Regions from separate parts of the Homo sapiens genome. Here region 2 is linked to region 1. Evidence: chromatin contacts called from ENCODE Hi-C data. All regions are on one chromosome and are shown on one strand. Each heading gives the region's core, a stretch centred on a gene start or an enhancer-like site at or near the end of the contact. The rest is flanking DNA. Distances are from core to core; before and after follow the strand shown.

What was found. A loop is a pair of places that touch in the nucleus more often than their neighbours do. Pooled maps may share reads with other maps.
Region 2: a loop to region 1 is called in a pooled map, with 5 times the contacts of the local background. The contact joins the promoter of SOAT1 here to the promoter of RASAL2-AS1 in region 1. A Hi-C loop is called at or near these places in 4 of 50 pooled maps.

Annotation. Positions count from the first base shown.
Region 1 is chr1:178,092,155-178,096,846 of GRCh38, reverse strand. RASAL2-AS1 (RASAL2 antisense RNA 1) reads left to right here and starts at 2,854. Exons shown (of 2, transcript NR_027982.1): 1 at 2,854-3,286; 2 at 3,435-4,692. It overlaps RASAL2 (RAS protein activator like 2), which reads right to left and starts at 2,743. Exons shown (of 18, transcript NM_170692.4): 1 at 2,153-2,743. The coding sequence starts at 2,354. RefSeq lists silencers at 2,305-2,364, 2,515-2,674, 2,745-3,044, 3,095-3,144 and an enhancer at 2,766-3,267.
Region 2 is chr1:179,290,840-179,295,610 of GRCh38, reverse strand. SOAT1 (sterol O-acyltransferase 1) reads right to left here and starts at 1,814. Exons shown (of 16, transcript NM_003101.6): 1 at 1,675-1,814. RefSeq lists an enhancer at 1,110-1,617 and a silencer at 1,830-2,019.

The sequences.
Region 1 (4,692 bases), core at 1,605-4,104:
AAGACAACAAAATAGTATCCAGGATGAGCTGCCTCAGAGGAAGGAAAGTAGCAATACTAAACAATAAATAAAAACAACTTCTGGTTAATTGATAGAGAAAACAAAAAAAGTTACAATGCAGTGGTAAGTCTGCAATTGGTCACAAAAATGCAAGGCATGGTATGTATATGTGTGTGTCACACACATATACATACCATGCATTTCTGTGATGTCTGATATGAAGTCTTGACATCAATTGAACCACGCAGAAAGAAAACTTCTAAGTCGTGGTCACTCTTGAACAATAAACATATATCCTGTTCAGAAGGACGAAAGAAAAAAAACATAATGTAAACTTGCTCTCACTCTCTCTCTCTCTTACACACACACACACACACACACAAAATATACAATATATATTTCACAAATCAACCCCTAGGAATGGACTACAAAACAACATACATTTGTAGACTTTTATGTCCTTACAAATGAAGAACGATAGTTAACACTAGGTCCAGAGAACCCAGATTGTTTTGGATACTGAAATACCGAATTATCATATACATGTATTCTTAGAATAGCATGGCCCTATTTCTAACATCACACAAATAAACAGTATGCCAAAGAAGTGTGTAAGGAGAGAAAGATGATAGAATGGGAAAACGTTGTAACTACAATATACTCTAATTCATATGCACTTTCAGATTCTCACCAACCTTTGTTCTAAATGACCAGCTAAGTGGGATTTAGCAGGCAGACGGAAAATCAGGCACCAAAGTTTTTAATCTAATTTGCTGAGAACAAACTGGGTGACCTTGCATCGTCTCCCACTCCTTTGCTTTAAATCTTCCGGTACGTAGAGTAACATCAAGAAACAGCCAGCAAAATACAAAGTGGTACACAAATCCTTAAGAACTGGTTATAAGAAGAATTCCTGGATTTTTATGATTAAAAGGGTCACTAGTGATGATTTAATCCAATCCACTCACTTTACAGATGAGGAATCACAAGCCAAAAATGTGACTCGATCTGCCCCAAATCCCATAGCCATTTAGTGGTAGAACTGAGACAAGAACTGAGATCTCTGGACTCCTAGTTCTATGATCTTTGCGATGGACATTAAGTCTTCAAATCAACTGAACTACACAGAAAAAAACCTAAGTCTTGGTCACTCTTGAATAGTAAGCATATACCCTGTTCAGAAAGATGAAAGAAAAAAACATAAGGTACTTGATCACTACAGGCTTAGATGCACAAGACTGCAGGATAACATCTTAACATTGTGTTTGATCCCAGGTGCTTCAAATTTGCCATCTTATACTCAGCCACGTTACTAATGTCTTCTGCAGTCACGTGAGCTAGGCGATAAACATCTTGCCGTTTCAATATTTTGGAAAGCCACAGCTCAGTCCTGAATGCCAGGCTATAAATCCTTAAGCTATGAGTTTTCAAAACCAGCATGGTTTTAGTGCTGCCACAAGGCTCACCCTAATAGAATCTCATCATTCAGTTTTAATTAAAGAGGTGGTTACCAGGAATGCAGAAAGGGAAAGTTTTAGTGTGTTCATCACTTTTAACCTGCTGAGTGGCAACCCAGTCACTTTACAACGAGATTCAGAAACAATAGTGTAATCTGAAACAATCCACACCCGTTGGAATAAGTGGTTGCTTTTAGAGAGAGTGAGGTTCAGGCAGAGGTTATAGATTAGTCTTGCTCCCACCAAATACATAGTTTGCATTTTTTTCATTCATTAGCTTATCCTCTGCTTTTTCATAATATCTTGGTTTCCAGTCTTGCCTCATTCAACAATAAAAAGAGACGAAAATCCATTCACTTGGTTTCATGGAGTTTTTCCATCATACCTTCTTGAAGATTGATTGCCTGGCTGTTCCCTTGAAGTAATCGCCTAAGAATTACGTCTTGGATAGCCCAACTCCCGCATTAAACTTACTGCAGGTGTCTGAAGAGGTCCAAAGACCATACTGAGTGACATCCCTGCCCAAGTGATAGTCTGAAGAAACTTGTCAGAAATGCACCCCCAGAACAAAAAGGGATGTGGGAAACTGACCTAGCACGGATGAGGACTGGGAATGAGCCTGTGACTTAGGGAATGAATTTCAGCCCAAGCAAAAATAGGAAACACCAGCCTCTAAGACGGCCTGTGGTCCTTACCGTACACCCGGACCCAGCTCTGTTGCTGGCACACGGACTCCAGAAGGATCCGATCCAACATGCCACCGGCGACGGCTCCACTGACTGGGACAACCGCGTCCAGGTCCTCCGGGGGCAGCGGCGAGTCGGACTCCAGCGCCGGGAACATCTCCGGCCAGGACAGCGCCTCCGCGGCTCCTCCGGACGACGGAGAGAGCTCCATGGTGCCCCGAGGCGGGAGGGGGACGAGGCGGCGGCTTCGGGGCGGGCTGGCGCGCGGCTCCGCGCCCTGCCTGCGGTAAGGGGAGGAGGAGAGCGCGCAGCGAGGGCAGGGACCCGAGCGGCAGCCGGCGCGGACACCTCTCACCTCCTTCCCCGTCGCCCACTGCCCGAGGCTCGGGCGATGCAGCCCACCTGCAGTCGGCGGGCGGGACCCAGGCCGGGAGGAGGATCCAGCGTGGCCCCGACCAAGGGTGGGTCCGGGCTCAGGTGTGTGTGGGTCCCTCCCGGGAGAGGACGCAGAAGAACCCGGGAGGGGAGGCTCGCCCTCCCACCTCCTCGGAGCCGCCTTCTTCAGCCCCGCCGGCGTCTCTCGCGGTCAGACCAGGCTCTGGCTGGGGATGGAGCGGGGCCGGGCAGGGCTGGGCTTGGGGGCGTCGCCGCCAGGGGCCGCCCCCTCTGACCGGCTCCCGCCGCCGCCGCCTCAGAAGCTCCGAGTGCCCGTTCCCTCAGCCTGAGGAGGGGTAGGGGGCGGTGGCCCCGGGTTCTAGCCCGCCTGTCCTCGGCCCCCACTTCTGGAATGAGCCTGCCCGCCCCCTGACTCTCAGGCCACAGCTCCGGCCACAGCTCTGGCTCCTGCTCCGCGGCGGATCCCACAAACCCGGCAGCCACGGCGGTGGCGGTGGCGGTGGCGGTGGCGGTGGCGGCGGCGGCGGCGGCGGCAGCGGCAGGCGGCATCCCAGGGTGATAGGCTGAAGCAATCGAGGGCCGAGAGCCCGGCCGCGTGTGCACTCGAGTAACGAAGCCGGGGAGGGACTGCGCCGCAGGCAGGAAAAGTCGGACACCGAATTATTCATCCGGCCTGTCCCGCCTACTTTCCAAGTACCCTCCCAGGGATAGCCGGGTATTGAGCGGTCCGGGTCTCTGCTGCTCAAAGTAAAGACCGTTTGAGAAGGCGGGGAGGTAAAAGGGTGCGGGAAATTTAAACAGAAAAGAAAGGAGCTTCCCTTCCTTCTCACACCTTTCCTATTTATTTGTTTCTTTCTTTCTTTATGGGCCAACGTTTCTTTCTTATTGGACAAAGAGATCGAAGAAGCTGCTTTATCTTACAGTCACCCAAGGGGGAGCGCCTTCTTCCTTCCCAGAGTGGAGTGGCAGTGGGTCCGGGATTCTGGGATATGCACAGGGTCTGCGCCCTGCGCCCTGTCCGCGCTGAAGCTGAACTTGTCATTGGTTTGCAACAGCATGGTGAAGAAGTGTGGTGTGGATGGACGGACGGGCCTCTCAGGCACATGAAATACTCAAAGCCCAGTATTAACCAAACATGTTTCTCTGTTTTGTCTTTGATCTTTGTGCAGTGTGTTGGCTTTTTTCCTTTAATGATGTCACTTGTATTTTATTTTTGGTTTATTTGTAGACTGTCTCCCTCCTTGGCCATGGCTTTACTTTTATGTCCACCCAAGGAGAGTTTCACCAGTTTAGGTTTAAGAAATTACTGACAAGTTAACAATAATAATTTCAAAATTGAACAGTAATAACTTAAACCGTGCCTTGGACATAGTAGATCTCCAACAGTTTTTCTTGAATGTGGCTACCTAATGTGGAACAAGATTTTTCATAATTACATGTTGCTATTTTTAATACCTTTTGGGAGGTTCTTTAGTCCCCCCCGCCCTTTCTCCCTACGTTGCACAAAGAGACTGGTCTACAAGGGGTCCTGTTAGTTTTCTGGTTTTGTGGGGTCCTGGAATATTGTTTGGGCTTATTGAGAGTTAACAAGGATGTATTTTGTGAGTTTCTCCAAAGTCTTATTTAGAGTAATAGTATTTCAAAGCAAGAAGTGTTTTAGAGAGAACATCATTCTGCCTCTTGTTTAACAGGTGAGGAAACTGAGGAAAAACCAGCTTACCTGGCTAATCAACCACAAGTACAGATAGTTCCACAATGACTCAATGGATATTACTTCAACTTTGTTCCCTCAAGAAACTTTTGTGATTAAGCTTGTTGATTTGTGGCTTGATGGTTTACAGGAATGGTCATTTTTAATATCTAGGACCCTGCTTGCTTGCTTGCTTGCTTGCTTACTAGACTGGCTGCATAGTCAGTCTTCCACGTGTAAACAACAGTGTGTGCTTTAGTGGATAAGAGATGTTGAGTGCTGAGATTTCAAGGCTCAGCACTGAGTAGACCTAGAGCATTTTTATTTATACTAAATTAATGCCATGGTAACATAAGTTAGACAGCAAGTGAATATGGCATCAAATGTACAAAGTTGAGTATCTCTTTACTAGTCAATGTATAAGGAATTTATTTACCCAAGCAATTATCTTAAAAACAGCATT
Region 2 (4,771 bases), core at 565-3,064, 1.2 Mb before region 1:
CTGAAACTACAGAAAGCAGTTAAGTGGGGATCACTGTATTTCTCATTCAAAAGTTCCTTCCTCTGTCCACCAACTTATTCATTCTTTCTCTGGGCCAAGTGCTGGACCAGACCCTGAAAATTACAACAGGCTAAACCAGCCTTCATGAAATGCACTAGCAGAGGAAACAAAGCAACTAATTCATTACAATTAATGATCAACTTCTGCTAAGGAGAATAAAGAGTTCATGGAGGGCTTAATGGGGATGGGGTGATTTCCAGAGGAAGTGATATGTGGGCTGATATCTGAGGCAGGTATAAGAGTTGGAGGGAGGGAGAGAATACAGCATTAGAGGTGGAGGAAACTCCTAAAAGCCAAGAGAGGAAAGAAAATGAAGCTTTCCAGTAACAAAAATAAAGCCAGTGTGGCATGAACCTGGAAAGCCAGAAGGAAAGTGGGCCAAATGAACCAGAGATAGAGTGTGCTCACTCAGTAGGTCTTTATCCTAAAAGACTGCGAAACCTCAGATGCATTCTAAGCATGTGATTCACTAAAACACGTGCATTTCTAAACGATAATTCAGTGCCACAGAGCTCCTTCCAAAACCCATTCTCACACCCAGACAACGCACAGACTTCCTTAACAAGTCATTCACTGACACCGCCCAACTTTTAAAAAGAAAAAAAAAAAGCTTCAAATTGAATTCTACTTCAAGGAAGAGGAAATCAAGCAGGCTGAAAAAAAGAAAAAAGTGGTTTAAACAGGTGGCAGCCACTTAAATATTAAAAAGTGACCAACAGGCCAGGCGCGGTGGCTCACGCCTGTAATCCCAGCACTTTGGGAGGCCGAAGCGGGCGGATCACTTGAGGTCAGGAGTTTGAGACCAACCTGGTCCAACATGGTGAAACCCCGTCTCTACTAAAACTACAAAAATTACCTGGGCGTGGTGGCGCACGCCTGTAATCCCAGCTACTCAGGAGGCTGAGGCACAAGAATCGCTTGAACCCGGGAGGCAGAGGTTGCAGTGAGCCGAGATTGCGCCACTGCACTCCAGCCTTGCGACACAGCGAGACTCCGTCTCAAACAAACAAAAGTGACCAACGAACTTAACCTAAATATATATACGGAGAATAAAGTTTATATAGTTGTTTCTCACTTAGAAATAACCTTTCAATATACATATTATTTAAATTACATGACCATTAACACTTAGGGAAAACAGAAACTTACCTACATCCTAATATTTTACAATAAAACATGAGCTTGATTAAAGGTTCTGGTGCCCCTACAGATTTTCATGTCTTGCTAATACCATCCTTCCCTTCACACATTTTCTCTAAATCATTAAAAAGCTGACTTCCTGAGTGCATTTTTGGTTTCGCTTTTTAAAGAATAAAACGTCTTCTAATTCCTAACTTTCTTTACTACTGACTTGAGAGATGCCACGAGATTTGCGGAACACCAAACCAGCGTGCAGGGTTTAAAAGGCTGCCCGTGACCCGGGCGCCTGACGGTAACTTTCCCGCCCTCCCCTCCCCAACTCCCCTGCAGTCGCCGAGCCTCGCCTTCTCCGCAGCACAGCCCAGGACAAGGCCGGGCCGGAGCTGCTGCCGCCACCGCTTCTCCCTTCCCCGCGGGCTGAGGCCGGTGGACCCAAGCGGGAAGCGAGGAGAGGCGCGGGAGCACCACCGTTACCTGAGGCCCGCGCCCGGCAGCGGGCACTTCGGCCAAGAGGGCAGAGCCGGGAAGCGGTCACAGAGCAGCCAGCAGGAAGGTCGACTCCGGGAAGCTCTCCTGGCGCCCAGGGCCCGCAACGTCGCCTGCTAAGCTAAAGCGCCGGACAGCCCGGCCCCTACGCCCCCTGCCTCCGAGCACCGCTGCGTCACGCGCAGGGCCACCTCCGGCTGAGCATCCTATTGGTGGTCCCCAGGTTGCCAGGCTCCGCCCACCTCCCCGCCCCTTCCCGGGCGCGCGGGTCCCCGGCGCCAGTGCTCGCAGGCTGGCCCTGGCAACCTGCCAAGGAAGCTTCTCACCCGGACATCATGATACCGGCGACAACATCTTGCTTGACACTTCCACCCCAGCAGTAGAATGTGCAGCCAAAACGGGACTGCGACAACTCCCTGCAAGCCCGAAACGGCACCCTGCGTGGTAGCATGGAGCTGCAGGGGCGTTTGGCTCCTAGGCCGACTGGAAGAAGCCGCTTCTGGAGCTGTGGATCATTGCAGTTTGAACTGACCATCCAGGAACAACGTAGAACTAGCCAGAAGCAAGAATCGCTGGCTTATCTGCACACCAAGATTCGTGCCTTTATCAGGAGATTCCTTACCGTTTGAAAACCAGCGTCCTTCAGCAACATTCAAACTAGATAAGGGGAAAAAACCTGCACCAAATAATAAAACACACCAAATAATGGAACAACTAAGTAATATTTAAGGGCCCTTGAGGCCAGGTGCGGTGGCTCACGCCTGTAATCCCAACACTTTGGGAGACCGAGGTGGCTGGGTCACCTGAGGTTAGGATCGAGACCAGCCTGACCAACATGGTGAAACCCCGTCTCTACTAAATACAAAAAATTAGCCGGGCTTGGTGGCGCGCGCCTGTAATCCCAGCTATTCGGGAGGCTGAGGCAGGAGGATTGCTTGAACCCGGAAGCCAGAGGTTGCAGTGAGCCTAGATTGTGCCATTGCACTCCAGCCTGGGCAATAAGAGCTAAACTCCTTCTCAAAAAAAGTTTTAAAAATAAAATAAACAAAGGGCCCTCGTGACTTCATAATCAAAAGAAGAATGATGCAGAGAGATTTGGGACAGAGATTAAATACAACAGTTAATCGCTTGGAATTTGTGAAGGCAGAGGTGTACGTAAATTTAGGGTAAAGGTAGGTGAAAAGGCAATGATGAGAGGAGCAGAGACTGAAGAGTCGCACTCACAGCCTGCAAACTAATACCAGCTAGCCTGGCCTGACTAATCGCTTCTTCCCCACTCCTCCCCAGGACAAAAATCCCTGAACAAACAGATGAGGTTTAGCAGAACTGACTACTCTCTGGGTCCTTTAAACAAAGTGGATTTGTACACGTTCCCTTGGCCACCCAGCAGGCTGCACTGTTCACTCAAAGCAGAAATGGCCCTCAGCATCCAGTCGAGTTTAGTACTGGCTGTCATTGGCAGATCTGCTCCGTTTGGCCTCTTCTACAACTGTGATTGCCACGTGTGCTGACTAGTTGGTGACAGGGTCTGGTAGACCCCCAGCTGCTTCCCCTCCCCACTCCCACTAGTTATAGAGCAGTAGGAACATAGGCACTCATTTCTATTGGGTCTCTGTTGGCTACCTTCTATATACACCAAGATGACTGGCCTTTTCACTGTTTGATTCATTCATTCAAAAAATATTGATAGTATTCTTGGTGCTAGAAATACAGTGGTGAATAAACAGAAGAAGCCCCTGCACTTAGAGGCTTATGTTCTGCAGGACTAGGTATGAAAGGAAACAAACAGGTGGCTCAAGCCTATAATCCCAGCACTTTGGGAGGCTGAGGCAGGAGGATCACTTTGAGGCCAGGAGTCCAAGACCAGCCTGAGCAACATAGTGAGACTCCCTCTCTACAGAATTTAAAAACAACAACAACAACAACAACAATGACAACAAAATTTGCTGGGAATTGTGGCAGGCCCCTATGGTCCCAGCTACTCGGGAGGCTGAGATAAGAGGATTGCTTGTGGTGGGGGATGGGGGGTGAGGGACGGAGGATGCAGTGAGCCAAAAAATCATGCCACTGCACTGCAGCCTGGTCAACACAGTGGGACTCTGTCTCAAACAACAAAAGCTTATGTTTCTAATGAAGAATATAAATAATAAAACGAATAGATGAGATAATCACTGGCAGTGATAAGTACTGAGCAGAAAACAAAACAGAATGGTCAGGGAAGGATTTTCTGAGGAGATAATTCAGGAGCTAAGACCTAAATGACAAGAAGGAGCCAGCCAAGCCAACCATGGGGAGGAAGAACATTCTAGACAGAGGATAATGGGTGTCAAGGCCCCGATGCTGAACTGTGGCTGATGCTGAAGCGTGGCTGTTTGAGGAACAGGCCAGGAGGCTTGAGCATGTCAAATAGGGGTTTGAAGTTGAGTTTGGAGCATTAAGCAGGAACCTAATCACGTTGTTTGGATTTATCTGTTAAGTGCAAAGGCAAGATAATGAAGGGTTTGGGTTTTTGTTGTTTTGAGATGGGGTCTCACTCTGTCGCCCAGGCTGGAGTGCAGTGGTGCAATCAGGGCTCACTGCATCCTCTACCTCCCCAGGCTCGCTAAGTCATCTTCCCACCTCAGCCTCCCTAGTACCTGGGACTACAGGTGGGCGTCACCACACCAGACTAATTTTTGTATTTTTTGTAGAGACAGGGTTTCGCTGTGTTGCCCAGGCTGGTCCTGAACTCCTGGGCTCAAGTGATCCTCCCGCCTCAGCCTCCCAAACTGCTGGGATTACAGGCATGAGCCACGTGCCCGGCCATTGGTTTATTTTTTTTTTTAAATCAACCTATTTTATAGAGAATGACTTGAAGGGAGCAGCAATGGAACAAAAAGGAGCCGAAGAACAATACAAAGTTATTGGGCAAGTTCAGGGGGTAGATGGTGGTACCTGGACTAGGCTGGTTGGTGTGGAAATAGAAATTGAAAGATTTCAGGATATTTTCCCGAGGTGCAGGTGTGAAGAAAGGTAGTAAACGAGATGACTCCCAGGTTGTTTCCTTAAGCAATTGAGAGGATGGGGATACCATTTAGTGCAAGGG